Linked DNA regions of Homo sapiens: region 1 is linked to region 2. The links are chromatin contacts, found by Hi-C or POLR2A ChIA-PET in ENCODE. All regions are on one chromosome and are shown on one strand. Each heading gives the region's core, a stretch centred on a gene start or an enhancer-like site at or near the end of the contact. The rest is flanking DNA. Distances are from core to core; before and after follow the strand shown. Region 1 holds the start of ATP6AP2 (ATPase H+ transporting accessory protein 2). Region 2 has its middle 160 kb from the start of LINC03099.

Region 1 (2,700 bases), core at 23-2,522, 160 kb before region 2:
TGGCCAGGCTGGTCTCAAACTCCTGACCTCAGGTGATCTGCCTGCTTCGGCCTCCCAAAGTGCCGGGATTACAGGCGTGAACCACCGCGCCCGGCCTCCCATAGGTTTTAAACTGACACACTGAGATCAGAGCACCCATTCCTCCAAGCCGTTCTCAACTTGGCCTCTTGTTCACTACTGTCTGTGCCTCCAGTCTCAGTCCCCATCACTCCCACATTCTCACACAGTAATAGCGTTACTTGTGCAACACAACATATATAATGGAAAAGGCCGATGCGCTGGCACCACCTCATCTGAAATCAAATCCAGCACCCAACCTGTTTAGTGTTGGGTAATTTATTTAGGTTGATCACCCTGCAAAACAAAGATGATGCCCTCTAAGGACTGCTGTCAAATGAAATACATTACCACATGATATGCAGTAAGAGGCCACGTATTAGCTGATTTCTTCACCTCTTGCTGAATGCTTAGGAATCTAGGTTCTACTCAGAAAGCTACCATTTATTGACATGTGACCCTAAAAATGCGACTCACATCCTGTTTCCAAATCCTTAAAATTTGGAACTCTGACAAACTATTGAGAGGTGCTTTGTATTCGCCTTAAGAAATATAAGTCATATAAAAATAATGACTCCATCTCAACTTTTGCATCCGGAAATATACATAAGGGAAGGGAGGGGCAGGGATTTCAGCAATTACTGATGACAACCACTAGAAATGAAGGCACCATACAAATGCAAAAACATCGTGGCAGCCAGTGGCAGCTAAAAAGTCTGCCTTCTCTTCTTCGCAGCGGGCTGCGACTCAATCCCAGTTCACTGAGAAATGCATCTCCGTACTCTGAAGGGCCTTTTCAGGCGCAAGAAGCCGGCCGGACGCGCCGCCCTCAAAGTGGAGGGTGGAGGCAGGCTCAGGGGCCCCCTACGCAGCCCAGCCCCGGCCCCGGCGGCCCGTGAGGCCGCGCCGCCACGGCCGATCCAGAGAAGATGCTGACGGGGACGCGGCTGAGGCGAGGCCGCCGCTGACGGACCGCACTGCGGCACCTGCCTCGCAGCTACTCGCCCGCGGCCGCCCCCGACCCCCAAGCCCCGCGGCGCAGGACCTCCCCAGGCACGTCCTGCCGGCCCCCGGCTCCTCACCCGCCACCAACGCCAGGAGCACGACAAACACAGCCATGGTGCCGCGGCGGCCGCAGCACTGCGGGGCGACACGGAACGGGCCGGCGGGACACGGGCGACAGCCGCAGCGTGAGGAGGTGACGCGCTCGGACTCGTCCAGGCTCCCGGGTCCCGTCCCTTCGTCGCTTCCGCTGGGACAGCTGCCGCTTTCTCCACCAATCACCAGTTACGCCGCGGCCTACGGAAGGGACGTAACCTGGGAAGCGACAGCCTGATAGGCGGGACTTAAAGTAACGGATGGAGAGTTCTACCAATGGTAGGCAGCGATTGAAAAGTCGGGCAGTCCCGCCCCCCGGTCGGTGATGACGGGTCAAGAGGTGGAGCGTAGGGCGGGTAGTCGGAATGGGTGATGGAGCTAGTCGAGGGGTCCCGGAGCCCACGGGGTGAGGGTGCCTCCCGAGTGCAGATCTTTCTGCCAGTCTCGAGCGACGGTCTCCAACCAGGGTGTCTGTCTTTCCTGGTCGTGTGCCTCCGCCCGGCTACGGACGCCAGCTGTGAAAGGCGGGGCTGGTTGGGGTTTCGCTCTAACAAGTATACAGACGCCGAGCACCTACTGGGAAGAAGCCAGGCGCAACGGGGAACCCCTGCCTTCCACATAGTGGTGCCAGATAAAATACAGGGCGCCCAGTTAAATTTGAATTTCATGTAAACAACGATTATTTGTTATTATGTCGCAATTAATTTATGGGACATACTTGTATTAAAAGAAGTATTACTGGTTATCTGAAATTCAAATATAACTGGGTATCCTATATTTTGATTCGCTAAGTCTGGCAACTCTACCTCCAAAGACTTTCCAATCTACAAGGAGTCATGGGACAGAAAGTTAATTAATTACTTAATTTGTCCATTCACTCAGTTTCCAATCTGGGCAAGGTGTTCTATGAGGATGTATGAAGGCTAGACATAGTAATTAGACCAGGCTCCTCCCCTCCCGCAGTTCATAGTCTTTTGCCTATGATGTGAGGCAAGAAGGGACACACTATAGCGTCTGTAGGTAGAAAATGACGCCCCAGCTGATGACCTTGAAAGGTGGAAATGATTTCATATCCAAGGATAGGAGATGGGGAGATTGTTCCAGTGAAAACTGTAGTTAAGGTGGGGAGAAAGCCCCGTCAGGTTAAGCATCAGTAATCAAATAAGAGATTATATGAGAGAGGAGGCACAGAGCTAAAACTTTCAGTTAGGCACATTTATTGAGGATTTTAAATTGTACATAAGAGACCTACACTAAGCCATTGAAGGCGTTTGAGCATGATTTACTGCACAAATGTAAGACAGACTTATTGGCGGGGGGGAGGGGGGGAATGCCTTACTGTTTCTTCAGTTTCCAGTCCCATTTTCTTCTTGGAGTTTCCTGAGGATGAAAAAATGAGAGCGAGTTAAAAACAGTGACCCCAGGAGTTCCCCAGGTAGCAGACCCACCCTAGGAAAACCTTGCCCAACTGAAAACTGAATCAGAAAGACACTCTCGAGGCCAGGTGTGGTGGCTCACACCTGTAATCCCAGCGCTTTGAGAGGC
Region 2 (2,700 bases), core at 165-2,664:
ATGGACTTTGCTCCAGTAGATTGTGAGCTCCTTGGGGGATAGGGACTCTATCAGTTAGGATTCGGTTTGGCTAGGAGCTAGAGACTCAAAATTGCAATGTGGCTTAAACGTGAGAGCAGTTTCTCGTGTGTTAAAGTTTAGAGATAAACAGTTCAGCATGGAAATGGCTGTTGTTCTAAGAAGATCTCAGAGACCCAGGCTCCTTTCAGCCTACCATTCCAGATCCCAACATTGATGAAGGTGAAGCCCTTGTTCTCATGGTTCATGATAGTGGCTAGAGCTCCAGCCATCACATCTACATTCCAGGCAGCAAAAGATGAAAACTAAAGGAGGCAATGGTCAAATATCAGCCATCTCTTAAGGAAGGTTCTTGGAAGCAGCCACATTGTCACTTCCACTTGTAATCCAATAGCCTGAACTTAATTACATGTCTATGCCTACCTGCAAAGGAGGCTGGGAAATGTAATCTTTCTTCTAAGTGGCCATGTGCCCACCTGAAAATCAGGGTTTGAGTATTATGTTAGAAGGGGATGTAGTATACTGGGGAACAGTCTCTGTCATAGATAGGCTTATGCATCTCAATATCCTAAGCAACTCTAGTGGAGCTTGACACACAGCATCAAGGAATGAGAGGTAAGATAGCAGAATGGGTGAAAGCACAGATTCTGGAACCATCTGCCTGAATTTGAATTCCAGCTCTGCCACTTAACTAGCTGTGTGACCTTCGGCAAGTCATTTAAACTCTCTGAGCCTCAGTTTTCCTATCTGTAAAACGAGGATAATAATAGCGGACAGGGTTATTGTGAAGGTTAAATAAGTTTATCAATGTAAAGCCTTTAGAACAGGAACTGGTACATAGCATGTGCTATATAAGTAGTAGCTACGGTTATTATTGTGGTGGTGTTGGATGAACAAATGGTCAAACTGAGATGTTACCTGTTAAGGAGCAGCTGGGTCTGAGGTTTCTGATGGCACAATGCCTTTATCTAAGCCTAGAAGCTGTGGTTGGTGTGGAAGTCCCCAAATATGGCCGCCCATAACTCCCATCAAGAGGTAGAGACTTATTTCCCTTCCCCTTGAATCTGGACCAGCCTTGTGACTTGCTCTGATGAATAGAATGCGATGGAAGTGACCTCGTGCCAATTCCAGGTCTCAGCCTTAACAGGCCTGGCAGCTTGTGCCTTTGTTCTCTTGGCAGCCCACTGCCATATAAAGAGGTCTGGCTGCCGTGCTGGAGCATGAGGCCATGTGGAGGGAGAAAGGCCCTGGGGGATGGAGACTACGAAGGGAGAGAAAGTGAGACCCAGCCAGCCTTTAGCCATTTCAGTCCCAGCTACTAGGGTGCCAGACATGTGAGGGAGGCCGGTTGGATGTTCTGGCCCCAGTCAAGCTCCCAGCTGACTGCAGCTGCATGAGTGACCCCAGCCAATACCATGTGGAGCAGAAGAACTGCCCAGTCAACCCACAGAATTGAAAGGAACAATGACTCATTGTTTCAAGCCATTCAAGCCATTAAGTTTTGAGGTGGGTTGTGGAATAGCAACAGAAGCATACCAGGGCTCAATGCCTGATCTTATCCTGCTCTCAGGGCCCACACCTTCCTGTGTCAATTTTCTGTCTCCAGTTCCTGCAAGACTAGGGCAGAATCTGGGGGTTCTAGAACAGCCTTTGCCCTTGAGTCTTAGGAAGACAGAGGCAAAAGCTTTGCCCCTTATTTCCTCTCTCTAACAAAAATAAGGCAAGAATATTTGCAACCTGGTGACCCTTCTGAAATCTTCTGAGGCCAGATGAGATGAATTTTGAGTTTGAGGAGCTGAACTCTGAAATTTCATCTTCAGAATACTCTGAATTCCAGCATGCACGTCTCTTTGGCCCATTTTTCATTAACACATTAAAATAAAATCCATTAAGACATATCACTTCAGTTGGAAACTTGACCAGAACTGAAGTTGACTAGAGTCATCATCTCCCCTATTTGCAGAACTCATTAGAATATCCAAAGTAATTTTCACCTGCATCATCTTACTTGATTTCTACAATGAGAAAAGGCTTCTCTAACCAAACCACTATGGTAAATATGATCACAGTGGAAAGAAGGTTTTTAAAAGTATGCAAATAGGACCACTAATTACAAATGAATCTTTAGCTCATCAGCAAGATACACTCCTCAGCTGATGACAACATCTGAACATAAAACTCAAAACAGGGCTAGGGGCAGTGGCTCATGACTGTAATCCCAGCGCTTTGGGAAGTTGAGGCAGGAGGAAAGCCTGAGGCCAGGAGTTCCAGACCGGCCTGAGCAACATAGTGAGACCCTGTTTCTACAAAGAATAAAATAAATTATCCAGGCATAGTGGCACATGCCTCAAGTTCTAGCTACTCAGAAGGCTGAGGCAGGAGGATTGTTTGAGCCCAGGAGTTCAAGGTTACAGTGAGCTATGATTGCACCACTGCACTCTAGCCTAGGCAACAGAGTGAGACCCTATCTCTAAAAATAAAACAATAGGTAATTAATTAATTGAAAACACTCAAAGAAAAGCTTTTAGTTAACCCTATCTTTTATTAAACTGGCCATCCTCTAAATTCATCAAAACGAGTGAGGTTCACAGTATTGAATATCAAAATTTCTACTGCTCATACATTTCCGCAATTTTCAAGGCACCCAGAGTTTTTTGAGTACCCATTTCTCACTGGTATGAG

Evidence for each region. A loop is a pair of places that touch in the nucleus more often than their neighbours do. ChIA-PET counts read pairs that join two places held with the same protein, here RNA polymerase II (POLR2A). Pooled maps may share reads with other maps.
Region 1: a loop to region 2 is called in a pooled map, with 3 times the contacts of the local background. The contact joins the promoter of ATP6AP2 here to the enhancer-like site in region 2. A Hi-C loop is called at or near these places in 1 of 50 pooled maps. POLR2A ChIA-PET finds 5 or more read pairs at or near these places in 2 of 52 experiments (OCI-LY7 and activated T-cell).

Annotation. Positions count from the first base shown.
Region 1 is chrX:40,579,542-40,582,241 of GRCh38, reverse strand. It overlaps ATP6AP2 (ATPase H+ transporting accessory protein 2), which reads right to left and starts at 1,272. Exons shown (of 9, transcript NM_005765.3): 1 at 1,140-1,272. The coding sequence starts at 1,176. RefSeq lists a silencer at 893-1,202 and enhancers at 1,363-1,572, 1,623-1,772.
Region 2 is chrX:40,419,790-40,422,489 of GRCh38, reverse strand. No RefSeq gene overlaps it. Among named protein-coding and RNA genes, the nearest start is that of LINC03099, 160 kb to the right of the region's middle. Within about 2 kb of position 1,414, at least 3 of the 41 ENCODE cell types and tissues checked have a DNase peak (open chromatin) inside an H3K27ac peak, as active enhancers do.